3 separate regions of the Homo sapiens genome follow, and regions 2 and 3 are each linked to region 1. A link is a loop called in an ENCODE intact Hi-C map of the cell type or tissue named here. Cell type or tissue: heart right ventricle. All regions are shown on one strand. Links, peaks and the distances in the headings refer to the core of each region. The heading gives the core; the rest is flanking DNA.

Evidence for each region. A loop is a pair of places that touch in the nucleus more often than their neighbours do. Peaks named below come from ENCODE experiments on the same cell type or tissue, not always from the same donor. Only the 100,000 strongest peaks of a DNase experiment are listed, where the experiment ranks them.
Region 2: it touches region 1 in a loop (2.4-fold over the local background); 13 of 110 quality-filtered maps call a loop at or near these places.
Region 3: it touches region 1 in a loop (2.5-fold over the local background); 52 of 110 quality-filtered maps call a loop at or near these places.

The regions. Positions count from the first base shown.
Region 1 is chr2:43,019,111-43,029,490 of GRCh38, reverse strand. LINC01819 (long intergenic non-protein coding RNA 1819) reads left to right here. Exons shown (of 6, transcript NR_110585.1): 5 at 1-577; 6 at 1,306-1,638. Among named protein-coding and RNA genes, the nearest start is that of LINC01819, 15 kb to the left of the region's middle. RefSeq lists enhancers at 1,672-2,487, 2,488-3,304. In heart right ventricle, for the core only: CTCF peaks have their summits at 4,825 (motif pointing left) and 7,077 (motif pointing right); a DNase peak (open chromatin) is centred at 4,800; H3K27ac peaks cover 1,671 bases.
Region 2 is chr2:42,949,703-42,960,082 of GRCh38, reverse strand. It overlaps LOC112268413 (a long non-coding RNA gene), which reads right to left. Exons shown (of 3, transcript XR_002959381.2): 2 at 6,881-6,993. Among named protein-coding and RNA genes, the nearest start is that of LINC01819, 85 kb to the left of the region's middle. In heart right ventricle, for the core only: a CTCF peak has its summit at 5,214; no DNase peak of the experiment used is centred there; H3K27ac peaks cover 3,374 bases.
Region 3 is chr2:42,970,774-42,981,153 of GRCh38, reverse strand. It overlaps LOC112268413 (a long non-coding RNA gene), which reads right to left. Exons shown (of 3, transcript XR_002959381.2): 3 at 8,998-9,972. Among named protein-coding and RNA genes, the nearest start is that of LINC01819, 64 kb to the left of the region's middle. In heart right ventricle, for the core only: a CTCF peak has its summit at 5,916 (motif pointing left); DNase peaks (open chromatin) are centred at 5,564 and 5,913; H3K4me3 peaks cover 913 bases; H3K27ac peaks cover 2,611 bases.

The DNA.
Region 1 (10,380 bases), core at 2,728-7,727:
CAGCTGCACACAGCTGGTTCCAGCTTTGTCCTGACCTTCAGTCTGGCATACAGGGTAGACCCACTGGTACCTGGTACCTCACTCTGGGGGTGAGGTGGCCACCCACCTAGGTCTGGGTCCTGTAGCAGTTTGGCAGCAACATCTGGGTGATAAGAGAAGGCGATTTGACCTACTCCCAGGGACAAGAAGCTTTGACTCTTCAAGATCATAAAGTCTTCCCTCCTGGCCTTGGGTCCTCCTGTTGCGGGAGAGGTGAGGTGGGGTGAGGGTCCTCCGGGAGGGCAGGCTTGGCAGAGCCCAGCACCATCTCAGCAGACACTGCTCTTCTCCTACTCTCAGCACCTCCAAGGCAGTGAGTGGCTTTCTCTTGTCTAGAGGACAAAATCCGTTCCTCACCTGGACACAATGAACCTGTCTGTGGGATTTAGGGAGCATCAAGGAGGGAATTTAGTTTCCGCAGACTTCAAGGAAGACTTTCTGGAGGAGGTGATGCCTGAGAGCTATCCAGGAGAGAAGAGTGAAAAAATGTTAAGCAGTGGAAAAACATGAACCAAACTGTGGCTGCATCTTCCCATAGGTATGTGTAGGTAGACTCAGCATTTTACTGTTTCTGGGCATAAAGCACAGTACCATCTGCCCTAGGAAGCCCTTCTGCCATAGTAAACAGCCTCACATGGCTTCCAAAGGGCTCTTGGGCACTTCAGGGACCAGAGCCCAGCACACTGCTGGGGAGGCCAGGCTGTGCCTGGGTGGCCTGAGCTCTGGGAGTTTAAGCCAACGTGGATTATTGTTAGGAGTGAGTTTCATAGCCCTGCCTCTCCCATTCAGAGATCTCCACTCCCTACCCAGCAGCCTTGCGTAGGGTCTAGGATTCTTCTCCCCACATCACAGGTGGGCAGAGGAGGACTCTGCCTTAGGGAAGGTTGAAATTAAGATCCTAAACTAAGTTGGGCTGGGGTTAACTCTTCACAGATGGAGGATCTCCTTCAGCACGGGCTGAGGGCTGAGGGCCCCAGATCAGGGCATCAGACTCCTGGGGCTGCTTGCAGGGTAGAGAGGACCTCCATTCTGACGAGTCCCAGGACTCAGCACTGAGTAGAGAGGGGAGGGGCCGTGCCCATTTGACCAGACGTCCGATAAGGCAAGAGACTCTTGTTTTAGCATCAGAGCTGGAAGAGGCCCAGGGAGACTGTCCCTTGAAGCTTGAGGCCCTGAGAGGGACACTGGCTATGGAAGGTTGAACAATGGCCCCCAAACACGTTCACATCCTTATCCCCAGAGCCTGTGAATATGTTCTCTTAACAGGGCAACAGGGACTTAGCGCGTGCAATCAAGGATCTCCAGATGGGGATAACCCAGGTGTGCCCAACCTAATCTCAGTGTCCTTGGAAGAGGGATGCAGAAGGAGTCAGAATCAGAGAAGAAGGTGACACGATGAAGGAATCCGAAATTAGAGTGATGCTCTTTGAAGATGGAGGAAGGGACCACAAGCTGAGAAATAGAGGTGGCCACTAGACACTGAAAAAGGCAAGGAAGTGGATTCTCCCCTGGAGCCTCCAGAAGGAACCAGCTCTGCCGACACCTTGACATTAGCCCATTGAGACTGATTTAAGGGCTGCTGGCCTCCAGAATTGTAAGAGAATAAACGTGTGTTGTTTAAGGCCCTTGGTTAGTAGCGATTTGCTACAGCAGCTGCAGAAACCTAATAAGTATAGGTTCCACCTAGAGACGCAGAACTAGCCAGCGGCCGATCCTGCTCCGGGACCCTGCAGGCCCCAGCTCTATGGAATCCTGTCGCACACGGGATGGACGTGGGCTAGAGGCGGAGGTGAGGCCCCAAGGAGGCCCACAGACCAGGGCCTCCAGGGAATGTGCGTGAGTGCGCAGGGGTGCGTGTGTGAGAAGGGGAGGAACTTGTCTTCTTCGTGCATTGGGGATTTTCTAGGCAGACAATCCTCCAAAGTCATGTCAACATTTTTCTCTCCAGGAAAAAATAACTCAAGTCTCTATCAGAAACGTCAGAGTTTCACATGCACACCAGTAGACAGACTTGTGGGTGCCAGCGAGAAATGAGCTGCACCCTGGCCCTGGGCACCTTTCATCTTCAGCGGGCGGGGAGCTAGGCAGAGGGGGTGGGGGGAACCAACACAGCCACTGTGGACACATTGTGCCATCTGGACTTCCCCAGAGCTCTGGGAGTCCTATGGCGGGAGTGGCCCCACCCCTACCACACAATGCTTCCCACTTCCACCAAATCTCTGGGAAGATTCAACACATTTCTTAGCAGCCGAGAGCCATTGGAATTTCCAGCCTTATCCCAGATGTGAGGCTGACCACGATGGGAGTTTGGCTTTGTAAGGCATCTGGGGGGCTGGCAGTGCCCTCAGGCCCCCCAGCACTGGCCCGGCTGGGCTAACGTGCGTGATCCTCCTCACTCTGGGTCCTGCTGTTGGGCTTTCTGTGGCGAGCCGAAGAGAGCCCATGCATGTGGTTTTCGCACATGTGGAGAGGGCTGGGGGGCCTGAAGCCAGCAGGGTGGAGCCCCACAGTCAGGAAGAGACAGACAGCCTCTGGGGCCAGGAGTGGGGGCCGTGACAGGACGGGAATCCAGAGGGGTAAGGGGACTGAGGGAGAGCCAGAGAGGAGCGTTCAGGGAGAGTGGACACAAGCCTGAGGTCTGGCGGGGGCTAGATGTGGAGCCGGTTGGGTGGGGATGAGGGAGGCTCAGGGGTTTAGGGGCTCAAGGGCTTGGTGTGAGCTGGGGTCATAGCTGGTGCCTGGCCACGGGCTGCTGGGAGGGTAGGAAGCGAGGACAATGACCCTTTACCCAGCCAGTGAGCCCTAGTTCCTGGTGCCAAGAGCTGCTCACTCCAGGGCCAGTATTGTGGGAGGCAGGTAGAGAGCTGCAGTGGGGGAAATGCATGCCCATGGCTGGCTCACCCGTGTCGGGGAGAAAGGCAGTGGCCATGAGGGAAAGCACAGGGGAAAGCCCTCCAGGGCCAGCGGGCTCTTCAGCAGGAATGCGGGTCCTCAATGGGTGAAACCATGGGGGGAATAGGAATGTCACCCCTTTTTGCCAGTCTGTCTGTGATTGTCCTCTTTGTTAGAATAATGGCCCCCTGAAGATGTCCACATCCTAATCCCTAGAACCTGTGAATGTCACCTCAAAGGCAAAAGGGACTTGTAGATGTAATTCTGTTAAGGGTCTTAAGATGGGGAGATTATCATGGATTATCTGGGAAGGCCCAACATCATCACAAGGGTCCACATAAGAGGGAGGCAGGAAGGTCAAAGGCAGTGAAAAGGCATGTGCGAGCAGACAGAAGGGAGACTTGAAGATATCACGTGCAGCTGATTTCATTTGTTTGTTTTTGTTTAGAAACAGGGACTGGCACTGTTGCCAAGGCTGGAGTGCAGTGGTGTGATCTCGGTTCACTGCAACCTCTGCCTCCTGGGCTCAAGTGATCCTCCCACTTTAGCTTCCTGAGTAGCTGGAACTACAGGCGTGTACCACCACACTGGCTAATTTTTAAAATTTTTGTAGAGATGGGGTCTCACTATACTGCCCAGGCTCAGCTGACTTTGAAGATGGAGGCAGGGGCCCCAAGCCAAGGAATGCAGGTGGCCTCTAGAAGTGGGAAAGGCAAGGAAATGGGTTCTCCCCTAGATCCTCCAGAAGGAGAGCAGCCCTGCCAACACCTTGTTTTTAGCCCAAAGATGCTGATTTTGCCCTTCTGGCCTCCAGAGCTGTATAAATTTGTGTTGCTTTAAGCCGCTAAGTTGGTGGCGATTTGTTACAGCAGCAGTGGGAAGTAAACACACCTTCCCATCATGTGGTAGGCTCCAGACTCTGCCCTACTCCCTGCGGCAAGGATTTTCAGCGTGACATGGGTAAGGGGCCTCCCTTCTGCCTGCCCCCCAGCACTGACTGAGCTCCAGTGCAGGGCCTCAGGCCAGGAGCAGAGCTAGGCCTTGTCCAGGGCTTTTCCTTGCACTTTCCCTCATGGCCACTGCCTTTGCTCACCCATGGGTGAGTCAGCCATGGGCATGTGGTTCCCCCACTGCAGCTCTCTGCCTCCCACCATACTCTGTGGCTCCACTGCCCCCCGCAACAATGAGAATAATGTTTACCAGCTACAGAGAGAGAGGGAGAGGGAGAGAGAGAGAGAGAGAGAGAGAGAGAGAGAGAGAGAGAGCGCGAGAGCGAGCGAGAGAGCGCTCTGGAAGGCCTTGCTTCCTGGGAACTGGTTGTCAGCAACACCTGCTGTAAATGAGGTTTTAACAAACAAATTCAGGGTCTGTGCTAAGGAAGGGGCAGGAGGTGGCCAGGTTGGGTCAGTGTGTGTGGACATGGGACAGTACAGACGACCCCACATCCCTGCCTCCTAGAATGTTGAGATGTCAAAGCATCCCCTTCCCCAGGTCACTTATTTTTCTCCTCTCTCCTTACAAGCCCAAGCATAGACAACTATGCACAAATGATGCAGGACTCACTTGCACACAGATATACGCAGGGCCACAAGCAGTGCCAACATGTGCGAAGATGGAATGGGCAAACATACACGCAGAGACACCACCCAGCACACTTACAAACATGCATGCACCCACAGACACCTACACACCCATAAATGCACATACACCCACTTCCCGCACTTACATACCCCCACACGGATGCACACAAATACAGACACACCTATGCATGAGTCAAGACCACCCATGCAGTGGACCCCTGGACATCTGTGAGCAGGGCGGAAGGTGCAGGGCATCCTTCCATTCCCTCCCCCACCCCAAGCCCTCTGCTCCCTGCTCTGGAGACCTCTGCTGGTGAGGCCAGGAACGGACGGCCAGCCCCTCCTTGGCTCTGGAGCTGAAGGAGGGGAGATGGGAAAAGAGGGACCAACCAGGGCCACCTCCCAGGCTTTCGGCACTGCTGACTCCACCTGGCCCAAAGGACTTTATTCACTCTCCAATTCCAGCACCGAAGGAGAGATTTCTCCTGCAAAGATCTCTCTTGGGCTTTTTGCTGACCCAGGCCCACCCTGTTCTATCAGTGGACACTTCTAGTGTTTCTGCTGCGGAGGAGGGGGTTTCCCTCTACAGAACAAGGCTCCTTCACTTTCCCATGCTGGCTCCTCACACCCCCCTCACCCCCCCAGGGCTGTTTTGTGGCCGTCCTGGGCAGGCAGTCTTCCTCCCTGCTGCCCACTGGATATCTGAGTGGGCTCGTAGCTCCCTGTTCGAACCTCCACCCCCTATGGCCCCTCATAGGTCCTACCCTCCTGTTCTCAAGGGCTTTTTCTTTCCATTTTGTCCTGCAGGAAGGGGAGGAAGTGAAGATCTTCAGACTAAGATGGATGAAGCTGAATTCAGATCTCAGCTCCAAGGTAGGATGGCAGCTCTCAACAGCTCTCAGCAGCTCTTAACCTCTTGGGCAGCTAACCTAACTGCCCTCAGCCTCAGTTGCACCAGGTGGAATGGAGCTTATGATAGTGCCCTGGCAGGGAGATGAAATGAGATAACATGCTCAGTGCCCAGCACCCAGAAGCTTCCCAGGGTGCCATCTTTCGGAGGCACTCCAACATCACTGGAAATAAAAGGAGACCAAGAAAACCATATCTGCAACTCCTCTATGGGACAGTTGCATGTTTTAATGAGTGGTTTGCAATAGGGTGATTAGGGATACCCCCAAAAGAGCAGGCTAGTATAATAGCAGTCAGTCTCTAAGGAAGGTGGGGAAGGTCTCTGCAGAGTTTTTGTCTCATTGGGGTGAGAGCTGAACCGCTCAGAGGAGATGGAGTGTTGCTAACAGGGACCCTCTTCTCTGCCTACTTGGTAACGGGGACCCTCTTCTCTGTCTACTCCCTCATTCCTCCAAGCACAGATCAGTTTCTGCTACACTAAAGTGGAACATAGTAAAAGAATATGGCTTTGGTAGGATATGAAATTATTCACCTGCCTGGAGTCTCCATGTGTTTCCACTGGGCCCTTCTTGTCAGGTAGAAGTCAGTTGGGTCTGTCTCCAGTCTTGGCACTAAAACTCTCTCCAGATCCTCCACTCAACCCGGCCTCCTCACATCCTCTCTGCCTAGTCTCTGTGCTCACATCGCTACTTAACTCATCACTCCACACCTCGTTCCCCCAACCTTAGGCCACTGGCACAACCCATTTCGGAAGCCTCAAGACTTCTTCAAGGATCAGGATTTCCATTTTGGGGAAATCAGATAGTTCTCATATACTAGCCTGTTTGAAATGGCAACAGGAACAAGAAGCAGCAGCCACCATCCTGCTCAGAAAGCATCTCATGACCTTTCCTTTAAATATCTTCGTCAGGCTGTCCCGACTTTCCAATGGGTTAGATTTCAAAATGTTTCTATGAAGTGGTTTGGCATTTCACACAATGAGCCAATAGAAAGTCGAGAACTCAGGGTTATGAATGGGGCTCAGTTTTCCAGGTTGGGGCATAATAAATGCCCATTAAACCCATCTCAAAGCTGGGCTGCCATTCAGCTACACGGGAAGGACAGAAAACCCTACTGTTGCAAGACCTGTAGTAGAAATGGAAAAATCACAATGCGGATCTGGAAAAGTCAACCTATTTTCTCTTGAAAACTGATGCTTGAAGGAAAGCAGGGTTCTTAACAGGAGGATGGGCAGATGGGTGTGGCATTCTGAAGGAAAGTTTTCAAGGGCTTTTGAAGTCGAAAACTTCTATTCTTCATCATTCTAGTTATCTCTCTGACTTTCAGTCTGCCTTTTTCTTGACTTGGGGGTGGGCCTGCCCTGTCTCAGTCAGCACGTTGGCTGGGTAGACTGAACATACAGTGGGAAAAGGACCTCTTGAGGTAATTGGGGTAAGGTCGGAAGAAAGGGAGATGACCGAAGTAGGCTCTGGGATTTGGAATTTCTGTTTTAAAGATGGCCTGAGGAAGAATGAGCAGAACTGAACCCATTACAGTTTAAAACAAAAACAAAAAACAGGGAAGAATAGAGAGATTACGGAACATGTGTGACCGCCCCCCCCCCCCCCAACCTCCCAGACAAGTTCCAAGGCTGACCACCAGGTGACACCACAGGCCCAGGACAGCTTGGTTGCTGTCTGCAGTCAGTGGGGGACCTCAAGTAAGTTGGGGAGCCAGCCAGCGGTTCAGATCCGCCTTCATTCTGACTGCCCTGGAGGCAAAGCCAGCCAATGCCCTTCTCCTGCTTTCCCGGGTCACCACCTGGGCTCTCCTGAAGGGATTCTGCTGATAATCAAGGTGAGGTGGGGTGTGGAATGGTGCTCAGAGGGCCAGGGTCCAGGGAGAAGAGGCTGAATGAGGAGCAGAGGAAGGGGCTCGGGAAGGCAGTCACAGAACCCGATAGCAGAGGGGATGGAAAACAATGAACCTTTATTGAGAGTCCGCCCCCACTCACAGGTTCTGGCCAAGGGAGGCCCAGAGGGGAAATCAAGCAGCCCCACCCACAGGGCTGCCCACAGATGCAGGTGATTCACAGTTTAGGCTGGGCTGATAACAGCCCCCGCCAGCTGAGAATGGGGCCTTTGTGCAGTGCCGTCCTCGGGCCCCCTCGCAGCTGGGCCGGCTGCAGCAAGCCTGGGAGGAGGGCTGGATGGCAGGCGGCGGCGGGGCTGGATGGGAAAATGCGGAGAAACCCAGCAGCCTCCGCGGTGAAGGGAACTTTGAGGTGCCACAGGGCACATGTGCAGGGGAGAGAGACGGCGTGGTTGGAGCACTTTCCTTCCAGATTTTCCATCTCAGCTGTGTCCCCCAGCCATTCACTCATTTCCCCAGGGATAAAAAAAAAAAAAAAAAAAAAAAAAAAAAAAACGCGGCTTGCAGTACTAAGGGTTGCGAATGGCTCAAACTTGACTTGAATCAGCTTGGTGAGAGGGGGATGTTGACTATTGGCTCAAGCAGGGCAAAGACAGAGCAGGCCCTGAAGAGGCCAGAATGAGGCCTACTCACCCACCAGACTATCACCTCCTGTCTCTTCTCTCTCTGTCTCTCAGAGGTGAGCAACACCCTTTCTTCCGCAAATGGGCTTTGTGCACCCTCCTTCCCCTGCAGGAATAATGCCTGTGGTCGGTTCAGCATTACATCCTCACAGTCTCATGACCAGAAAGGAAATTGTACTGTCTGCTACCAGGCTTGCTTAGAAAAAGTCCTGAGGGGAGTTTGAGACCGTCCTGGGCAACATAGTGAGACCCCGTCTCTATGAATTTTTTTTTTTTTTAAGTTAGCCGGATGTGGTCGTGCGTGCCTGTAGTCCCATCTACTCCAGAGGCTGAGGTGGGAGGATTGCTTGAGCCCAGTTCAAGGTTGCAGTGAGCCATGATCATGCCACTGCACTCCAGCCTGGGCAACAGAGCAAGACCCTGTCTCAACTTTTTTTTTTTTTTTTTTTGAGATGGAGTGTTGCTCTGTCGTCCAGGCTGGAGTGCAGTGGTGCAATCTCAATCTCGGCTCACTGCAACCCCTGGCTCCCACGTTCCAGCGATTCTCCCACCTCAGCCTCCCGAGTAGCTGGGATTATAGGTGCACCACCACACCCGGCTAATTTTTGTATTTTTTGTGGAGATGGGGTTTTGCCACGTTGGCCAGACTGGTCTCAAACTCCTGACCTCAGGTGATCCACCGTCTTGGCCTCCCAAAGTGCTGGGATCACAGGTGTGAACCACCATGCCCAGCCTTCAACTTTTTTGAAAAAAAGAAAAGAAAAGCAAAAGGCCTGAGGAAGAACCCTGATTGGATCCACTTGAATCATGTGTCCAGTTCTGGGCAATTGCTGTGGTCAGAGGTCATTTTCCCAGATTGAGTCCCTTGCCTGCCCCTGTGGCCAGGGGGAGTGGGGCACATGGCAGACAAATCCAAGAACCTTCTTGCTGTGTACTTGGGGTCTCATGTGGCAGAACTGCTAGTTGGCCCCCAGAACAATTTTCCCTTTTCTCTCATAGACCAAAAGGTGTTTACTGGAATAAAAACTACATTTTCCAGGCTCCCTTGCAGCTAAGTATAGCTACATGTCTAACAGTTCTGGCCAATGGGATATGAGCAAAAGCATTGTCTGTGACTTCCAGATGGTGTCCTTAAAAGGAGAGAACCTGCTTCTGGGGCCCTCTCTCCCCAACTTCGTGCAGGCTAGAAGCCTATGTGATGGAGTGTCATCTTGGATCCTATGGGTGAGGGCAGGACCAGAGGGATGGCACATCAGTAAGTGAGTTAGAAGAAGTACAAGTGCCTGATACTATTTTGATCCCAAACTGTCTATGCCTGGACTGTTGCACAAGAGGAAAGAAACAGCGATCTTGTTTGAGCCACTCTTATTTTGGATCTCTGTTATATCAGCCAAGTCTATATCCTAATTAATACATCTTGGGACCTTCTCTTGGTACACATTGCTGTGGGCTGAAACTCTATCTCTTGTGTGAGGACTAATTTTGTTCCCTGCATCCAAATCCAGAAAAATTCTGCCTGTGGCCAGCCTCCCCTCTGCTGAGAGTGTGGCAAGACACCTAACAGGGCCAGATCTGCTCACCCTAACCTGAGAAGTTAATTTCATTTTTCCCCCTCTATCCTGACTCCATGCCACTGGTATGTTCAAAGGATTTTGCATACGGGTTAGAGCAGCCTTTGCTTCAGCTCAGGAGCTGCTATGGAGTGGAGGTCATGGCCCTCTCATCTGCTGGGGGTCCTGAGTGCTGGAGCCATGGAGAAATGTGAAGGTATCGCTCCCTCCTCCACTGAGTATGGGAGTGGTGCTCCTCGCATTAACGTAAGGGCTAGCGCAGCAAACAGCCCGTCTCCCCCTGAGACAGGGAACTAGAGGCCCAGTTACCGAGAGCTGAGCAATGGAACATTCAGGAAGAACTGCTCTTCTCCTGGTACCTGGGAATGTTCCAGCCCTAGGATCCCACCCAGATCCTCTGTGGCCTAAGGGAGGAAAAAGAAAGGGCCAGAGGGCCAGGTGTGGTGGCTCATGTCTGTAATCCTAGCACTTTGGGAGACCCAGTCAGGAGGATCCCTTTAGCCCAGGAGTTCGAGACTAGCCTGGGCAACATAGGGAGACCTCGTCTCTGTTATTTTTAAAACAGTTTTTAAAATATATAATTAGAAAAAGAAAGGGCCAGAGGGCAAAAGAACACTAGTGTGATAGGTCCTGGGCTCCTGAGATTGGGGAGAGGCAGTATCTGTGACGTGCTATAGGCCAGTGTAAGAGACGGGGCACAGAAAGTCATCGAATGGTTCTGTGTCTAACAATGCCCCACCCTCATTCCAAGCTTTCATAATTAAAGAAGCATAATTGAGTGGAGCCCAATTGGGAAAATCCAGAAGGAAACGTTGCCTCAGGACCACAAAAACAGGCTGAGGCTGGGCTGGGCTC
Region 2 (10,380 bases), core at 3,115-8,114, 70 kb after region 1:
TTGACTCGTGCAAATATCTGAAGCCCATTTGGGATTTTACTTTGGTGAGAAATAAATACACAGCCATCTGCAAATGATGGAAATATGACTTAAGTAACTTTTTGGTCGAGGCTCCTGGGCCAGAGGCCAGATGGAAATAAGACCTTGTATCTCAGTCCTCCTTGCACACTTTCAGAAAAAAGAAAAGGCTGGGGGAAAAAGTTGGTGGAAACTGAAGTTCAAAATGGAGTGTGCTAAATTTCTTGGCCTGGGAAAGGAAAAATAAACATCAAACAGCTACCCCATTCAAGTGTGCGTTATCTTGCTCATCCTCGCCAAGAACTCACCCTCCTCCCTTCTTTGACCGGGAATTGCTGTGCCCACGAACAGCCCCCACGCCCACCCCTAACCCAGGGCAGGCAAACAATGGGCCAGAAAACCCTGCTCAGCCAAGGCCTCTCCCCCTGCAGCCCCCAGAGGCCATAAGATTGGGAAACACAGGCTATTTTTATGTGTTATTTGTCTACCAACTGTGGCTCCAGGAGCCTGAGCAACAGTATCATCTGTGGGAGGTACCATTGATTTTTTTGTTTTAACTCGCTCAGACAAAGCCACATTTTCGCAACTTTCAGAAAAGCCAAAAAAGCAACACTCTGCAAGGCTGACCTCTTCCCTGGCTTGCCTTTCTGCCCTCCAGGGAGCTCTTTCTGGGTGTGTCTGGGCCCCTGTTGCTCTGTGCTGGCCCACACCAAGCACACAGCCCCAGATCCAGAGGGCCCAAAGGATAGCCAGTGAAACAAGGAAGGGTGAGGGGGGCAGAGAGAGGATCTGAGGAGAAGGGGTAGTGTCTCCAACTGGTGAGGGAGGCACAAACCCTGCCCTGGGGGTGCCAGTGTGATGGAGCAGTGGGGCTAACAGAAGAGTGTGAGAAGTCGCACACAGAGAAAATGGCTGCTTGATAGCCATCCATCTCCCAAGTCCACGGGTTGGGATGCTCTGTGCAGCGGGTACACCCAGAGGCAGATACAGGGCTGAGAGGGTGCAGGCCAGGTGCGACTGCCTAGGCTGGGGCTGAAAGAATCCAGCTGGCAGAGGTGGCTCACACCTGTAATCCCAGCACTATGGGACGCCGAGGCACGAGTCCAGGAGTTTGAGACCAGCCTGGGCAACATAGTGAGACCCCTGCCTCTACAAAAAATTTTAAAAATTAGCTGGGTGTAGTGCTATGCACCTGTGGTCCCAGCTACTTGGGAGGCTGAGGTGAGAGGATCGCTTGAGCCCAGGAGGTCGAGGCTTCAGTGAGCCTGTTTGTGCCACTGCATTCCAGCCTGGGTGACAGAGCAAGACCCTGGGGGCGGGGGTGTGGGGGAAAGAGAGAGGAGACGGGGAGAGAGAGAGAGAAATGCAGATAAAAGAAACATAAAGTGAGAAGGGAGAAAGGAAAAGATGTAGAGAGTGGGCAGAGATGAAAAGACATAAAGGAAGAAGAAGAGGGAGGAAGCTCTTCTCTGTTGACCCCATTCCCAGCCATGATTCCCAGCCATGACCATCAGGACAGATGGAAGAGTGACTGCTCAAGAGGACCAGAATGAGGGACACCCCCCGGAGTGAGCCATTTCCTTTCTCCATCAACACCATGCCCATGTCCTTGGGGGTGAGAAGGTAGAGGTCCTCCAGCAGCAGCCTGGCCGGAGCCACGCAGACTTCCCTATACTCTTCACTTCTCAGTTTTCTGATCTGTAAAACGGAGATAATGGTAGTAATACCTTCCTCACTTGGGTATTGCAAGGATTGACTGACATTGTGTGTGTGTGTGTATGTAAAATACTTGGATGCCTGGCACACCATGAGGGCGGTACAGATGGCAGCTTTAATGCATGTGGTGTGGAGTCAGGCATTCCGCGGGGAGAGGCAGGGTTGTGAACGCTGGAAAGGAGAGCAGAGGGGGCAGGCAGAGGAGTCTGAGAGAAGGAATCCATATGTCCCTAAGCTGGATGGCACCAGTGGCACCCCCAGTGCTGACCGTATCCAGGACCCCTGAAGGACCTGAGGCCATCCCTCCTGCTAGATTTCCCTGGCTCCAGGGCTCCCCACTCTGAGAGCCAAGGTCAGTCTCCTGCCAAGCCCTAAGCCTTCCCATTCATGCCATGCTTTTCCTTTGATGGGATGGTCAAGCTGAGCCAAGAGAAGAACAGTGGCTGCCAGATGAGCCAGCAGCTGGGGCTTAGGGCCCACCCAGAGCCCTTAACACATGTCTAGGGCAAGCAGGGAACCAGGGAGAGGCCATGATGCTGGCTGCCCCTGAGGGCCAGCTCCTGGTTAAGAATCACTTTCAGCAGCTGCTGTAGTGCCCTCAGGATCGCCACAAGGGCTCGGCGCCCTTCTGTTGCAGGAGGCCCAAGTTGGGAAGGAAGTGACAGCACTTCACCCCTTTTTTACCAGCCTTCAATGGCACCTTCTCCCACCCACCTGGGCTGACCCAGTGCCTGCCCTGTCTCCACTGTGGCCATCTGGGGAGCCAGGCCCACCCCACTACCTTCCCCCGCGAGAGGGGCCCTGGCAGCCAACCCCTCCCGCATCTCAGGGGCCAAGGTAGGAGAAGGGAAGCCAACCATGGGGGCCACTAAGAGGCAGTCCCAAGACCCAAGCTGCAATCCTGGCTTAAATTTGCTGAGCCTCCTTTTACTCATCCAGGAAATAAGGATAACCATTTTTACACGTTGGGAATCTGGTGAAACTATGACACATATCTGTAACCACTTAGATAGCATTCTGACCTGTTCCTTTTGTGAGTGGTAAAATGGTGCAATTGGTGTGTTAATCAACAATCTAAGGTCACTGGTTCAACTGTGGCTTTCAGCTGAACCCAATTAGCATTTGCATTCAAACCACCCAGTGAGGGTTGGAAAAAAAATCAAGAGGCTGGTGCTGGGCGCAGCGGCTCACACCTATAATCCCAGCACTCTGGGAGGCTGAGGCGGACGAATCACCTGAGGTCAGGAGTTTGAGACCAGCCTGGCCAACATAGTGAAACCCCGTCCCTACTAAAAATACAAAAATTAACCAGGCATGGTGGTGTGCACCTGTAGTCCCAGCTACTCAGGAGCCGGAGGCAGGGAGAATTGCCTGAATCCAGGAGGCGGAGGTTGCAATGAGCCAAGATCGCACCACTGCACTCCAGCCTGGGCGACAGAGCAAGACTCCATCTCAAAAAAAAGAAAAAAAAATCAAGAGGCTGGCCTTTCCAGAACCTCGTGGCAGCAAGAATGACAGCGCTGTTTCTGGAATCTGATGGCATGTGACCCGGACTATGCAAATTCTCCAGCCCTCAGTTTTCTCATCTGTAAAGGGGGATGGTTCTAGCACACTCTGCATTTAGGTTTGTGTGATGATTAAATAAGGTAATCCACGTAGATCTCTTAGCACAATGCCCGACCGTCACACACAATGCCTGACCGCCACGCTCAATGCAGGTGGTCAGTGCTCATAAAACAAATGAAGGCACCCTCTAGGAGCTGATGGGGAGAGATTCTGTGGGGAAAAGCACAGCACAGCAGCGTGTATAGCATGCTGCCATCTGGGTGGGAAGCAGAGAGATCAGACCACATGGTCATTTTTGCTCGGATTTTACATAAGGACATTCTGGGGAGATGCAGAAGAAACCAGTAAACAAAGTTACCTCGTGGGAGGTGGGGAAGTGGAAGGGGCGGGGCTGGGAGCAGGACTCTGAACTGTTCCCCCCCCCTTTTTTTTTTTTTTTGAGACAGAGTCTCGCTCTGTCGGCCACACTGGAGTGCAGTGGCGTGGTCTCGGCTCACTGCAACGTCCGCCTCTCGGGTTCACGCCATTCTCCTGCCTCAGCCTCCCAAGTAGCTGGGACTACAGGTGCCCGCCACCATGCCCAGCTAATTTTTTGTACACTTCTTTAACAATTCATCATGTGAGGGTTTTGGATTTACCTATCCCAAAAATGTTTACATTAACATAAAAGGTGTGCTTTCAGCATTATTATTCCTTCTGGGTGTCGGTTTCTTTCCTAATGAGGAAGGTGGTCTATGCGCCACTGCCTAACTAGACTTTTGTGGAATTCAGAAAGAAAGTGAATATGCAAGTGCCCAGAAGAGGAGGATGAGGCTGAAGATGAGCAGGATGAGGCTCGGATGAGGAGGACGAGGCTGAAGATAAGGAGGATGAAGATGAGGATGCAGATGTAGACAAAGATGAAGGAGGGCAGGGGAAGTGGGTAGGGCAGCTCTCCCGGCCGCTCTCATTCAAAGGGCCATGGTGGGACTCACTGAGCCACTGTCCCAGGAGCTGAGCCTCAGTAGAGTTAGATAAGCCATCTAAGCAGTTTGCTCTGGCCTGGGCCTCTGGCCACTTTCCTCAAACACCCAAGGCCCAAAGAAGGCCCCTCAGCCAGCCAAGCATGCTAGGAGAGTTATCTGCACGTGAGTGGGGTCAGGGGTAGGGCTCCTGGGGACCTGCCTGTGACCCTTGACACCTGGCTGGAGCTCTTGGGGGCAGGAAGGGGTGCCAGGAATATGAAGTTGTGGGATGGATGACGGATTGAGAAGGAAAAGGAGAGATTTGGCCGGGCATGATGGCTCATGCCTGTAATCCCAGCACTTTGGGAGGCTGAGGCGGGCGGATCACAAGGTCAGGAGTTCGAGACCAGCCTGACCAATATGGTGAAACCCTGTCTCTACTAAAAATACAAAAATTAGCCGGGCGTGGTGGCGGGCGCCTGCAGTCCCAGCTACTCAGGAGGCTGAGATGGGAGAATTGCTTGAACACGGGAGGTGGAGGTTGCAGTGAGCTGAGATCACACCACTGCACTCCAGCCTGGGCGACAGAGCGAGACTCCATCTCAAAAAGAAAAAAGGAGAAATTTGGCTCAGCTGAAGACAGGGAGTGGCTGGACCACACCAAGGTGAGGCAGGTACAGCCTAGTCCTGGGCTCAGGGACAGGTAATGGGAGAGTTATCTCATTTATTCCCATCAGCAACTCTGCAGCATAGATTCTATTATCATTCAGACGAGGAAGCGGAGGCTTAGAGCGTCTTGGGTCATGGTATGGCCAGCTAGCAGGTAGCCAAGATTCAGATTCAGGCACTGTGTTTCCCTCAAACCACTACCCCATCCCACCTCCTCACCCCAGATCCGGACTGGCCACTTTCTGGTGGACTCAGTTTATAGCAGCAGGATAGAAACAACCATAGCTTAGCTCAGAAATCCTGGCGGTGGCAACAGCATATGTGATGAAGAGTTCCTCCTCCAGAGGGTGTCCACGCTAATGAGACGCCCAGAGGCCAAGGGCAAACGCTGGGAGGGGCCGGGCTTGGGGATCCCCCAGGACTCCGTGCCCCTGAAACTTCAGGGGCACAAGGCTGGAAGAATGAAAGCACTTTTCATGGAATTCCAACAGGAAACCCACGAGAACATTCCTGCTTGAAGGATTCCAACAGGAAAACCACGAGAACATTCCTGCTCGTGGGATTCCAACAGGAAAACCAAAAGAACATTTCTGCTCATGGGTTCCAGCTGGGAGCTGGAGTCCCTATTCCCTGCTAAGGAGGCTGCTCAGTAGGTAGAGGGGTCACAGAAGAGAGCTTGCCTCACTCTCATGAGCTGTCCCCAGCCCCCTAGATGAATTCAAAGATCCCTTTGACCTCTGACCCCTCAGTGGAGCGCCAGCTCCCAGGGTGGGGCAGGTCATTTGGGAGCTGGCCTGCCCAGCTCCCAGTCTTGCTGCTTTTGCTTAAAGTGACTGGCCTGGCCTGGCGCAGTGGCGCATGCCTGCAGTCCCAGCACTTTGGGAGGCCAAGGTGGGAGGATCATTTGAGCTCAGGAGCTCCAGACCAGCCTGGGCAACATAGTGAGACCTCATCTGTACCAAAAAAGGGAGGGGGGCACACGTGGCGGCTCACACCTATAGTCTCAGCACTTTGGAAGGCTGAGGTGGGAGGATTGCTTGAGCCCAGGAGTTTGAGGCCAGCCGGGCAATATGGTGAAACCCCCTCTCCACAAAAAATACAAAAATTAGCCAGTCCTGATGGCACACACCTGTAGTTCCAGCTTCTTAAGAACCTGAGGTGGGAGAACTGCTTGAGGCTGGGAGGTTGAGGCTGCAGTGAGCCAAGATCACGCCACTGCACTCCAGCCCTGTCTCAAATAAAAATAAAAAACCAAAGTGGCTGTCCTGCCATCTGGCTTCCCAGACAGCACACAGCCCCTTCAAATGTTTGTCTTTTTTTTTTTTTTTTTTGAAATGGAGTCTTGCTCTGTTGCCCAGGCTGGAGTGCAGTGGCATGATCTTGGACAGCTCACTGCAACCTCCTCCTCCTAGGTTCAAGCAATTCTCCTGCCTCAGCCTCCCGAGTAGCTGGGATTACAGAAGCATGCCACCACACCTGGCTAATTTTTTATATTTGCTAGAGACGGGGTTTCACCATGTTGGCCAGGCTGGTCTCGAACTCCTCACCTCAAGTGGTTTGCCTGCCTCGGCCTCCCAAAGTGCTGGGATTACTGTGGTGAGCCACCACGCCTGGCCCAAATGTTTGTCTTTTAATGACTGCCCTTCTCTGCCCCTCCAAGGGGCATAACATCATAATCAGATAGGGTGAGGAGTTGTGAGCAGGTGAAAAGCCTCTCTTAAATTTAATTGCCTCTTGAGACTAATCAGTCAACCACCGAGTGTGCCTGGAGAAACAGGACACACCCCTCACCCTGCCCAGCCTCTGTGGCGCCTAGCAGCAGGGCCTGCCTGAAACTCCGTGTGGGGAGGGGCCCTGAGGAACGGGACAGGGTCCTGGCCTTGAGAAACTTCCACTCAAGTAGAGGGGCTCGGAGGCACTCCCACAGGAAGTGCTTTTAGCATGCTAAAAGAGAAACGACCACTCACCACAGGAGCCCTCAACGCCGCTTGTGTTTTCTGTGGGGCATCTACCATGGGCCAAACACGGTGCTGAGCTCCAAGGCAGACTGACGTAGCTCCTCCTCCCGCAAAACCATGGCCTGATGGGAGAGACCGGCGAGTCAATGGCTGTTTCTCAGTAGGAGGGGAGTCACAATCAAGGTTTGCACAGGATTCACCTGTAGGACACTCAGCTCTGAGAGGAGAAGGGAGGAGGTCAGGGAAGGCTTCCTGGAGGAAATGATACTTGAGCATGCTGAGGAGTTGGGCTGGAAGTGCCAGTGGGACTTTAGGGGGTGGGACTGGGAGGTGGTGGGGCTGACCTAAGCCCTGGTAGTAGTGGTTAGAATTTGGGTCGTGGGACAGCGATAAGACCTTAAGGCAGACAGAGGAGACTGAGTAGGTTTGGGGCACAGGACAACAGACCCCAGATGGATGGATCTGGAGGGGAGGGTTAGGACAGACAGAGGGTCTCCGAGAGCTGGAGGAGCTGGAGGTCAGCTTGGGACATTAGGATGTCTCTCTCAGTGAAGGAAAGAGAATAAATGAATCAAGGTAGAGGAGAGGGTAGCAATTAAGAAGGCAGGTGGGAGGGAAGCCAGTCTTTAAGGGGGTCTCAGAGCTTGTACAGGAAGAGTGGGGCATTCAAAAAAATGAAAGAAATTCGGAAGGAGCTTGTAGTAGTCCGTTTTCATGCTGCTTATAAAGACGTACCCAAGACTGGGCAATTTACAAAAGAAAGTTTATTGGACTTAACAGTTCCACGTGTCTGGGGAGGCCTCACAATCATGGCAGAAGGTGAAAGGCACGTCTCACATGGCAGCAGACACGAGCAGAGAGCCTGTGCAGGGAAACTCCCATTTCTAAAAGCATCAGATCTCGTGAGGCTTATTCACTGTCATGAGAATAGCATGGGAAAGACCCACCCCCATGATTCAATTACCTCCCACCGGGTCCCTCCAGCAACATGTGGAAATTCAATTTGAGATTTGGGTGGGGACAGAGCCAAACCATATCAGAGCTCCCAGGACCTTTTCATCTGCAACCATGCAGACATCCCATTCCCAAGTCATGGAGTAGCATCTTAGCCCCTATGGTGAAGCATTGGAGCCCTTCCAGGGAGGCAGGCAATGGCCAGAGGCAGCCATGGCTGAGGTAGGAGGGAGTGGGTCTCACCCAGCAGGACACTAAGAGGGACCAGAGGCAGGAATGTAGGAGTCAGGACTCCGGGGAGCAGAGGTAGCAAACTAGGGACACGTGATGGCTTCAGGTTATGGGGCCAAAAGCCAAAACACTAAGCCAGGGTCAGGTCAGGAGAGAGACAGGCCCATGGGCCTTAACCAAGACATTGGATGTGAGAACAGGGCAGGGGGCCAGGACACTGGATGCGAGTACGTGGCTGGCAGGGCCTAATGTGTGCTGGAGCAAATTCATACCAGCTCCAAGAGCCATTGTTAAATGCCAGTAATTTTTCAAGAAAGTTGTTTAAACATTGACAAAATCAGCCACAGTGGGAGTATTTACACCATGGAAATCAGCAAGTGCTACAAATCCAGGCCACGTTTTCCCCGCCAGAAAGCCGGCACTGCAGCTGGTCCAGAGAGATGGCTGAGAGAGACCTCATGGGACTGGGGCTCATGGGACCAGGTTCTCACCCTTACTCCATCACATGATTTTGTGCCATTGTTGATGTTCTCACCCTGGCTTTCCACAAAGGACTATTCAGGGGTCAAATGAGAAACTGTGGCTGGATGTGCCTGCACAGGACAAAGCATTGCATGGAGTGAGAGATCATCATTAGCGGGTTTCCTGGTGTCTTCCTGGATGTCTGATCTAAATTTAGGTCCTTGTAGTCACAGTTGAATCCCAGCCACTGCCTTTCCTTCCTTCCTGCAGGCTCTCTGTAGCACAGCCACGGGAAGTCACTGCTGGAAGGGGTCTGCCTTTGTTGTTTCACCTGCAAGTTTGCATGCATGCTTCTGGGCAAAGTCCCTCCAAACCTTCCCTGTGCCTTCTCCAACTCCAGGCCTGCAGGCTTCCTCCTGCTGAGACACTTGCTGGGCTCGCTGCTCCTCTCCTGGTATCCCAGACTGTCCCACCCTGCCCCAGGGGTTCCCCTGTCCTAACCACCTACCCCCCTCGCTCAGTCACCCCCTGAGAGAGCACATTCTTCCACATCAGGACACCTCAGGCAAGTCCTTACCCTCTCTAGGTCCCACGTATACTCTAAGGATGATGCCAGCCCACCAACCCTCAAAGGGCCTCTAACAGAGCCTATGAGTCTTTCTGGAAGTAACAGAAACTTCAGCTAACAGGGACTTAAACAATATAAAAGTGGTTGCCTACTAAGAAGTCTAGAGGCAGGCTAGTCCCAGCTACTCAGGAGGCTGAGGCAGGAGAATGGCATGAACTCGGGAGGCGGAGCTTGCAGTGAGCAGAGATCGCGCCACTGCATTCCAACCTGGGCTACAGAGCAAGACTCAGTCTCAAAAAAAAAAAAAAAAGTCTAGAGGCAGGCAATTCTCAAGTTGGCTTTGCAACTCCAAGATGCCAATGCCTCTAAATTCTCTCCCTCATCCCCATATGGTCTCAAGATGGCTGCCACAGTTCCAGATATCACATCTTCTTAAATCTCCTTCCAAAGTCAGGATGTAGGGTGATGGTCAATGTGGCAAGAGCTCTCTTTATGTGCTTTTCTTATTTGATCAGAGATGAAAAGTCTTTCTCAGAATCTTTTCCATCCCCACTCCCACAACCCAGTCTCAGGTTGTGAAGAGATAACTTTGGTGAGGTTGTCCATCACAACTTTGGAGGAGTAAATGAACCTATTTCCACATCAGTTGTTCATCTGTAAAATGAGGGCTAATGATATTTACCCCAGGAGGTGGTTGTGGGGATTGAATAAAGTGATCTAGGCTGGCCATTCCAAGTACACAATCCTCTTGGCTTGGTTGGTTCAGAGAGGGACATGTGACCTGATGATACCAACCAGAGTCTTGCTTTAAATTTTGTCTGTGGATGCTGGAGGGGGTCTGTCTTCCTCTGGGATGTTGAACAACGAGGCTCAAGAGAGCCTAAAGCAATTGCACGTAACTAAGCGATTGTTACCATTTGTCTTGGTAAAAAACAAATTTCAGGAACTAAACTCCATTTCACTGAAGCCTAAATGCATCCTAGGAGGTTTTCTAGAGCTAGTCCCTCTGAGCAAAATATATTTATGCCCCTGAATTGATCAGATCCTCCTGTTATATGGATTCATGGAGCCCAGTCACTTCCCCTCATAGTTTGCAACAATTTGTAATTAAATATATTACAAATGATATCATGCCACAAAATTTAGGATTCAAGAAATGTTACATTTCTTAAATGTTCCACATTAAGTTGCATCTGGCTAAAACCCTCCTTTGTCAAAGTTATAGAAAGTTGATGCAGAAGGTGATGCAGAAAGACCCCAGAGTTTGCCCCACCCATGAAAACATGTGTTTTTA
Region 3 (10,380 bases), core at 3,427-8,426, 49 kb after region 1:
GGCATTTATAGTGCAACTTGTGTCTAAAGCACCCTTTATCTATTTAACTAAGGTGCCTCTAGCTTTCATGTCTTCAACTTCTCCGGTTTTGTGGAATCACCTTCCATTTTCCAAAATCCCTGAGGGTTCTTTGGGGTGAGCGTTTCAATTCAATGGGCTCTCCAAGGTCACTTTGCTCCTTGTTGTGGCTGTCAGCCTGTGCCTGCTATCCGCTCTCTGAACCGCCTCTCTCTAAGCTGACGCCCATCTCTCTTTCATCCCTTCCAATGAACCACATACCCAAGGCTCTTGTGTGTGGCCAACGTTTGGTCAAGTTCGGGAGGAATGGGGGGTGATTATAGCACAAGGTCAAAAACAACTTCAAGAACACATATCACATCTTCAAAACATGTTGGTCACTCCCCAGCACAGGGAATCTCTTCCTGGCATTGCTTCTTGGCCGGTCCTTACTCTGCCCCACACCACATTCTCTAAGCCTCCCTCTCTCTCCTGATGCCAGGTATCTCTCTGTTCTCATCCATTTCTTGTGCCTTGACCGCGTTCCTGAGCGGCCCTCACAGCATCAGCATTAGCATTCCTTTCGCTTTATTACGCAGATCTGTTCAGTTCTTGCTTCATCTCAGCCGTACATATTCAGGGGCCCTCAGTTTTCTAAACCCTTGACCCATCACTGTGTTTCTGTAGGCAGAAGGCTAACAAGCCCTGAGATGAATGATGCTCTTCCCAAGGAAGGCAGAGGAGGCGACAGTCCATTTGCGTTCTCTCCTCTGCAAGTACAGGATCTCGTTTGATTCTCAAAACCACCCTAGAGGAGACAGGAGGCACCTGAGGCCCAGAGACGTGAAGCCACCTGTCCAAGGCCATACAGCAGGTAAGAGGCAGGGTCGGGCCCCACACTGTGCTCCAGTGCCCCTGTTCTCAAGAGGAGCAACCCGCATTATCTTGTGTCATCTCTGAGTGCTCTGTGACACGAGACTTATTTTCTCTTTCCCACTCCTAACCAGGCTGGTCCCATGACAGCCACATGCAGGGCCCACCTGCCCTGCCAACACCGTGCTCAGGGCAAACACAGCTCTAGGGACACTCTCCTTGGATGCATCCTACTTAACAGTCCCCTGAACGCACCCACATGGACTCCAGCCTCAGATTCCCAAATGTCCTGCCCCCACCCACTTGCAGGGCCAGGTCAGTCCCCACTAGAGGGTGGGAGGGGAGGTGGTAGTGGGGAGGAGGGAAGGGGAGAGGCTGGGTAAAGGGCTGGAATTGAATAGCTGCTTTCTTCTCAGAGGCTTCCCCCACCTCCAAGTGGTCATTGATTAACCCTCTAGACCAGATAAACCCTCCATGGGAGGAAAAAAATGTGTGTTTATCTTGGGTCATAAAACATCAATATTGACTTCTCACCGGTAAAGCCCCAGGGGAAGAGGAGGTGGGGGCTGTGGGAGCAAGCCAGCCTGGGACACACTTGCCTGACACCCAGAGGCCAGCACACACATTCTCCTTCCCTATCGAGAAGAAGCCAGATTCCCACCCCACCTCCACCTCAAAGGCATGCCCTGAGCCAGAGGCCTGGTCTCGCTGGGCCTCTTCTCTGCAACCCGCAGCTGCATGGAGCCCCTTCCCCTTCCTGCATTGCCCCTCTGCCCTGCTCCCTGCAGATAACAGAGTTATACCGGACCCAGGTCAGGAATCAGACTGCCCCTGCTCTGCTGTTTCCCAGCTCCAGGACTTGGACAAGTGGCCCGATTTATGCCTCAGTTTCCTCGTTTATGAAATGGCCATAGTAATAGCACCCTGCTCTCATCACTGTTTAGGATGATCAAACAGGATCACGTACGCATATAACAAGCACTAGAGCTGGTCCTGCTGTAAACAGCATCACTCACTCTCTCTCCTCTCCTCCTGCCTCTTGATACACAGCCCTTTGTGGACCTTCCTCCTTGCTCTTGGCTGAGGCCTCCCTGATGGGGTGGACAAGACCATATTCACACAGGGCCAGAAACCAGAGGTGGTCATGGTCCCGCCAGGACTGGGGGATCTCTCATCCCTCTTCCCTCTGGCCTAGAATGAATCAGCTCTCCTGACACCCTCTTGGGCTGGCATTTTCCATCAGAGGGCCTGAGGAGGGTGTCTGTGGCCATGTGCTGCTCCGGGTGGGGACTCCGGGTCTAAGCATGCAGCTCCACACAGCTCAGGGACCCTCACACCTTCATTCTGGGGTCTTCTCTCTGTCCTCCATCTCCTTCCTTTTTGGGGTAAAGGTGTTTCTCCCCCTCCTCCCTGTCCTTCTGAGGGTAGGAATGAGGATGTTCTCCATGCAGAATCTCCAGCCACCCTGGCCTGGGCACTTTCTACCACATTTAATCCTGGACTTGGGGAGCAGTGGGGGAGGCATTTGGGGCTCCTTGATCCTTACTCAAGGCCGGCGCCCTCCATTCCCCTGGCCCCAGGTGAGCCCCACCTGATGCCCTGGGAGGCCCAGGCCCCAGACCCATGTGCCCTCCATCCACTGGGAGGCCCAGGCCCCAGACCCATGTGCCCTCCATCCAGCTGGACAGCGGGGCCCTGTCCCTGGGTACCTGGTCAATAATTAACACTGAGCAAACTCGGGCCATGGCCAGGCCTCCCAGGAGGATCAAGATGAGACAAAAGCCCTCCTGTCTGGCTGTGCTGCCATCTTGGTGGAGGGTTACTGGCCCCTCAGTCACCCCAGAGTGACAAACAGCCCCATCTCCATCAGGGAACTAGAGCAGCTGCTACCCAGCAAGGCACTGGTGACACTAGGCCCTAGAGGAGGACAAACAAGGGTGGGCAGGCAGTCACATGCCTGTTTCTTAGCTCCAGCTTCATGTTTGTGAGTAAGCCTAAGACAGAGGCTGGTGAGCTGAGGGTCCACTGTGGGGCTCCTCAAGCTAGGGTGCTTTTGTAACTTGGCTCATGGGGGGTGGTCAAACCAGAGACCTGCCCGCATCCCTTTGAGACCAGCTCTCAGCTCCCTCTTCCTTCTTCCCACTCTCCTACCCTTCCTTCCTTACTTTGAGTGTCTTCTGTATGCAAAGCTTAGTGTCCTTTCATCTCTCCCCATCCCCCAAACTTTCCACGCCTTGGTGCCTTTGCTTACAGTGTTCTCATAATCTTGGAAACCTGTCCTTTTTCTCCATCTGAGAATCTCCTTCCTCCTCCAAGAAGTCCACTTTGAGCCCTCCCTGATCCCATCCTCTTGGCACCTCCCACATGGACGCTTCTCTGCAGCTTCGCATCTCATTGAGCACTTGCGCTGCCTCACCAGCTGCATGGGAAGCTCCTTGTGGGCTGGGAGCCTCAACTCCCTACCCCTATCATGCTCAAGGGGCCATGTTAGTAGGTTTATCAGCAATGCCACCCTCAGCCACAAATTAGGCAAGAAGTTATATAATACATTCTTACAGAACAGCAACTCAGGAGACAACTTCTACACTGGTCAGAAAATTCCAGATACAAAGCAGTTCCCAAAGTCAGCCTTGCCAGCCCAGCTTCCCTCCAACTGGCTGCCCAAGATGTCTGAGAACTCATCATCATCCCTTCCTCTCCCCGCCCACCACTCCCCCACACCAGCATGCCCCCAGGTTTTGGACGTTTCTGACTGCCTCCTGATCCAGCCTTAAGTGCATTCCCCACAGCCTCCCAGCCCTTCCTCCCTGTGGCAGCCCCACACTCACTGCCAGAGCGCCCTGGGCATTCTTTCCCCAGCAGTGACAGAGCGGCTGCCAGTGACGGCCTCTTCTTGCCGGGCTGCCCTGGTCCCCCCCTTCTCAGACACACGTTCATCTCTTCCCTTGGCTCACACTTCCTCCCTCTCAGCCTTCTCGGCATCAACCCACCTGTCTCTGCCCAGGTGTGCTTTGAAACAAAAGTTCACAGTCAACATAAACTCACTACCATCTATGCTACACTGACCACCTAAAAGTTCAAGCAGAACCAGAAGCTCTTTCCAAGGAAGGCATCCCATCCCTAGGAAGACTAAGGGTGACAAGTTGGCTTTTTATTTCAGGCTGAAATCGAACTGAGATGTAGGGACCCACACAACCTCCCACCCACCCCAGCTGAGGGGAGGAAATGAGTGACAACTTGGGGGCAGGTAGTATCGGAGTTCAGGTGTCCCAGGGGAACAGACACCTCTGTGCTACCAGACAGCCCTTCTCTCAAATATTCTGCTCTGTTGTCTCATAAATATCCTCATTCTTACCAAAGCAATGACACCAGTTTAGAGTCTACAAATGATGGCAGCTGTCCTTAGGGAGTGCAGGACCTGGGGAGAAGGGCAGGCTGGGAGCCACAGGTCCTGGGCTGGGCGACAGCCTCTCTGGATCAGCCACCACTCACACCAGCCAGACCCTTTCCTTCCCTCTGCCCCTAGGACTCTACCCTAGAAACTATGGAAGTTTCCCTCCTGAGCGCTCCAGCCCTCACCAGCTCCTTCAGAGAGGGGCCTGCGGTGGACATCCTGTTTCCACGCCCCACTACCCCCACCAGCCACCCCCAACTCAGTGCCCTACCTAGGCCAGCTCTGCCATCACCAGCCCACACAGATCTGTCCACTGGCAAGGGGGACACTCCCCTCCTTTGTGACAAGTGTGGAACCCAGCCCCAAGAAGAAGTGGGGAGAGAAGGGGAACCAGCAGGGCCGGGAGGCCCAGTGGGAGTCCCCTGGGCCCCTCAGGTTTCCCTCTTGACGCAAGATGGGAGATTGAGAGGTGCTAGGCATGTTCCCCAAGAGCTGTTGTAATTTATTTTGTCATTCATTAGTAAGCCCCCTTGCCATAGCAAAGATTCCTAGGAGCTGGGCTCATGGCTTATGCCTGTAATGCTAATACTTTGGGAGTCTGAGGCAAGAGGATCGTTTGAGCCTAGGAGTTCAAGACCAGCCTGGGCAACATGGTAAGACCCCGTTTCTTTCTTTCCTTCCTTCCTTTCCTCCTTTCCGTTCCTCTTTTCCTTTCTTCCCTTCCTTCCTTCTCTCCTTCCTTCCTTCCTTTTTTTTCTTTTCCTGCCAGGCCTTCCAAAGACTTCTGGAACTTGTTCACCTCTTCCTGTCCCTACTTCTCTGCATGCACAGCCTGGGTTACAGATTTTTTTTTTTTTTTTTTTTTTTTGAGACAAGGTCTCACTCCATCACCCAGGCTGGAGTGCAGTGGGCAAATCTCGGCTCACTGCAACCTCCACCTCCTGGGCGCAAGTGATCCTCCCACCTCAGCCTCCGGAGTAGCTGGGACTACAGGCATGCGCCACTAACGGCCGGCTAATTTTTGTGAGTTTTTTTTTCTTTTTTTTTTTTTTGTATGTTTTGTAATTTCGTATTTTTTGTAGAGACAGAGTAGGAGAATCGCTTGGGCCTGGGAGGTGAAGGCTGTAGTGAGCCGTGATCGCGCCACTACACTCCAGCCTGGGTGACAGAGTGAGACACTTTCTCATATATATGTTCCTAGGAACCCCTCCTCCCCAAGCCCCAGCTCGGGGCACTGAACACCTCCTGAGGGCATAGAATGTAGGCAAACCCTGGGAGTCGGGGCTGCTTAGAGAGGCCCCCCACGGTGCCACGCCATGGCCAAACGCCCGCTGGGCTGGGCTGAGAGTTCCCTTATCCGGTAGGGATGCTTCGGAGTGAACCAGCTGACCAGACCCTGTCCGGGGACCCCAGCCGAAAGCAGGACTGGAGGGCTGGAGGAAGACAGGAAGGGCAACAGGGACAGAGTGGAGACGCAGGAGAGCTGGGGACAGGCTGGCAGGCGGGCGGGAGTGACTGGAGCAGGGAGGCCCCGTGAGGGTCCCAGGCGCAGGACGGCTGCCCCCCAGCCGCTCCAGTCGCGTCCCTCTCCACAGAGCGCTTCCCAGCCAGGCCCGCAAGTCCAATCCCAGCAAGACGGCGCCACCTGCTGCGGGGAGTGGGCAGCGCAGCTCACTCCTGTCGGGGGTTTGAGAATTGGGGGAGGGGGTAACTCCCACCCCAGGAATCACCGCCTCTTGTCTCCCCCATCACACCTCTCAGGTGGCCAGTGTGCTGCCCGGCTCCCTACTGGCTCACTCCCCCAGCCCCCTGCCTCCTCTCCTCCAGCCGCCCCCGTGGCCACAGCGTCCTGGGGGGCCTCCCCACGACTGCCAGTTCCGCCCCAGGGCTTCCCCCGTCACAGGCCTCACCGTCCCCCAGAGAAAGGCCAAGGTCCAGTAGGCTGAGCATTCCTCTGGGATGAGGACGGCAGATTGGGGTTGGGATTCGCTGGGCCCGTCCCGAGCTGGAATGCTGGGGTCAAGAGACTTTTCAGAGCAGAGGCCTGGGCTCCGTGTAGGACTTGAATTAGATGCTTTATCTGAGATGAGCTGGGCTGGGTTCAGCCTGTAGGCATGACTGGAGGCTGCCAGGCCTTCCAAAGACTTCTGGAACTTTTTCACCTCTTCCTATCCCTACTTTTTGCATGCATAGCCTGGGTTACTGCTGTCTCCTCCTGGACTCACCCTTTCTAGAACCTTCTCTCTACTGCCCAGCTAATCTTTCTAAACCATGGAGCTGATCCCTCCACACCACTGCTTAAATTCCTGCATAATCTCTCTGTTGTCTTCTGGAAGAAATCCAAACCACCCCACCCAACTAGCAGAGCCACGCTTCTTCTGGCCCTCCCAGCTCCATCTCTCAGCACTCTCCCACCTGTGCCTGATGGTACCTCATACCAGGGATACCTCGTGCCTGCCATACCTCTGCAAGAAGCAGCCCAGGCCTCACCTTCTGACCAGCCCAGCCCTCTCCCAGCAATGTATGCTCCCCATGCACCCATCACACTTCACAGATGTCACCCCTGTACTGGGTATCATCCCTTACTCAACTGTGACCTCTGAGGACAGGGACCTGGCCTTTGTCTCTGTAACCCCAGCACCTGACAGGCATACAGGAATGAATGAATGAATGAATCTGTGGTCAGGGATGACAGCCCAGAAAAATGGCATGCTGACCAAGTAGAAGACTGGTCCAGCCCTCGATTTCTTGCCTTCCCTCTCCCTCTCTGAGCCCTGTCTCTCCCTTCCTGCCTCACTTCTAAGTCCCTCCGGGACCCTACCTTGCCTTCCCTCTGGGAGCTCCCTAGCAGCCTCTCTGTAGCCACGCCACACTCCCCTGTCACCCAGCAGACAGAAACCAGCCCCCTCACTTGGCCAGGCCTCCAAAGGCTTCCCCATCTGACCAGTTTACAGTTACCAAGTCTCCTTCTCCAGGGAAGAGCCACTCAGGGCAGGATGGGGGGCGGGGGCTCTTCTGCCCACTCACAGAAGCCTCCCTGGCTGCCTGACTGGGGTAGCTCACTCTGTCCTCAGAAAGCCCAAATCACTTTGCTTGGACCTCAGACATCTTGTTTTGCACTAGGGACTTTACATCTACCCTGCAATACCATAAGCTTTTGGAAAGCCTGGACCACATGGGGAGGTGTGGCTTTTTTTTTTTTTTTTTTTTTTGAGACAGAGTCTCACTCTGTCACCCAGGCTGGAGTACAGTGGCACAATCTCAGCTCACTGCAACCTCCACATCCTGGGGTCAAGTGATTCTCCTGCCTCAGCCTCCCGAGTAGTTGGGACTATAGGTGTGCACCACCATGCCCAGCTAATTTTTGTATTTTTTTTTTTTTTTTTTTTTGAGAAGGAGTTTCACTCTTGCCACCCAGGCTGGAGTGCGGTGACACAATCTCAGCTCACTGCAACCTCCACCTCCCGGGTTCAAGCGATTCTCCTACGCAGCCTTCTGAGTAGCTGTGATTACAGGCAAGTGCCACCACGCCCAGCTAATTTTTGTATTTTTAGTAGAGGTGGGGTTTCACCGTGTTGGCCAGGCTGGTCTAGGACTCCTGACCTCAGGTGATCCACCCACCTTGGCCTCCCAAAGTGCTGGGATTACAGACGTGAGGCACGGCGCCTGGCCAATTTTTGTATTTTTAGTAGAGATGGGGTTTCCCCATGCTGACCAGGCTGGTTTCAAACTCCTGACCTCAGGTGATCTGCCTGCCTCAGCCTCCGCCTCCCAAAGTGCTAGGACTAAAGGTGTGAACCACCACAGCTGGCCCTTAGGTGTGGCTTTCAATGCTAGGTTGTCATAAAAGACACTGAGGCTTCTGTCTTGCTCTTTCAGATAACTTATTCTGGAGGAAGACACCTGCCATGCCGTGAGGACAGTCAAGCAGTTCTGTGGAGAGATCCATGTGGTGAGAAACAGGGGCCTCCTGTCAACAGGAAGAACAACCTGGCAGGCCTGTCTTGGATTCAGAGCCTCCAGCCCCAGTCGAGCCTTCAGATAACTGCACCCTTGGCTGTCATCTCAACTGCAATCTCACGACAGACCCTGAGCTGGAACTACTCTGTTTACCAATGCCTGGCCCACAGAAAGACTATGAGATAAAACAAGTATATTGTTTTTAGAAGATATGTTTTGGAGTAATTTATTATGCTACAATAGATAATACAGAATTTGGTGATTTTATGATTCTCAACTCCTGGCCAAAGCAAAGCACACAACAAGTCTCAAAGAAAAGTCTCACAAGTGGAATTGAAAGTACAAAGCTGGCCAGACAAGCTTGTGCAGACATGTATGTGGTGGAGTTGAAAATCACACACTACGACTCACACAAGTGAGTAAAACCTGCGTCTTTCTTAATTTTTCTTGTACTCTTCTCATCTAGATCTAATGAGATACTTCCTGCTGTTGACAGGCAATAAATGAATGAACGACAAAAACAAAACAAAAAGAAAAGAAACAAAACAGAAAGAAAAGAAACAAAACAGAAAGAAAAGAAAGAAACAAAACAGAAAGAAAGAAAAGAAATCTTTAACTTGCCCACTACAGGTTTCTCTATTTCTGCATGTTCAAGCAAATCTCCTTTCAGCAAAATACTCATCGTTTTCTCCCTATTCCCTCTTCTGCTAGCCAGATGTCTCTCTTCCTGGTGCAGGGAGACATTTACAGACCTCATGGTGGTGGGAAGAGGAGTTCAAGGTCGGTGTGGAGTTCTCTGCATTCTTCCCACATACCTTCCCCACACACAATGGGACAGGGCTGGTCGGGCCTGGTCCCTGGGATCCCTGGTGGCATTGGTGATGGTTGGGGATGGAGAGGGGTACTGATGAAGTGAGTGGTCCCCGCACAAGGCTGGTGGTGCAGATCCTACCTCTGTGTTCTTGATTTCTCTTTTTTTTTTTTTTTCTTTGAGACAGAGTTTTGCTCTTTTTGCCCAGGCTGGAGTACAATGGCGTGATCTCAGCTCATCACAACCTCCGCCTCCCGGGTTCAAGTGATTCTCCTGCCTCAGCCTCCCAAGTAGCTGGGATTACAGGCATGTGCCACCATGCCTGGCTAATTTTGTATTTTTAGTAGAGACGGGGCTTCTCCATGTTGGTTAGGCTCGTCTCAAGCTCCCGACCTCAGGTGATCCACCTGCCTCGGCCTCCCAAAGTTCTGGGATTACAGGTGTGAGTCACCACACCTGGCCTGTGGCCTTGATTTCTACCCTTTCCCTGGGACCTAGGACCGCCTGGCTGCATTCTACCCCTCCAGAAGAGGCAGAGTTCCGAGAGCCACTTCCTAGACTGCTTCTTTAGACATTTCTAAACTACCTCCTGGGCAGCGCCATAATGTGTTACACCTTCCTCAATCACTGCTTTCTTAAAGGAGTTCACTGAAATTCCCCACAGCTGTCATCTGAGAGTCAAATTCCACCTACCTTGTGCGGTGAAATTTAGCTGCAAATGTGGCTGGGGTGTCTCCCACACAGCCCTCTGAGTGTCCACTGGGGTGAGGGACAGAGCTTTTTGCTTCTCACCTTCTCTCTTCCTTGAGTCCTGCTGTTCAGTAGCTGTATCTCTCCATCCCGTCCTACCTCATCCGTCCTGGATGACTTGCTTCGATTCAACCCTACACTTACTTCCCCGGGCAATGAACGTCACCTTAGCCTTCACCCTGAAGGGCTACAGGAGAACGAGAATTATAGAAAGTGAAAATACATCCCTTTGCTATTTTATAAGTGCTATTTCTATAACACATGCATACCCGAAGCACACACACTTGCATGCAGAGACCCAGAGACAAGCTGATTCCAAGACCCCAAACACACTAGAGACACACCACAAACACCCTAGGGCTGAACTGGGGCCTGCTCAGGGAACCCTTGCCTGTGACTTCTCAGTATCATCCAAGGGGACCCACCTGCTCCTGGAGCCTCCAGGGGGATCCCTTGTTTACTCTCAAGATGATTGTTCTCACCCCTTCTCTCAAAGGCCCTGGGAGTGAGGCAAAGAGGAGGGAGCGCCACCTCTAATCAGATCCTCCTCAGGATAAAAAAAAAATCAGCAACTGGAGATGCCCCTGGCTGGTGG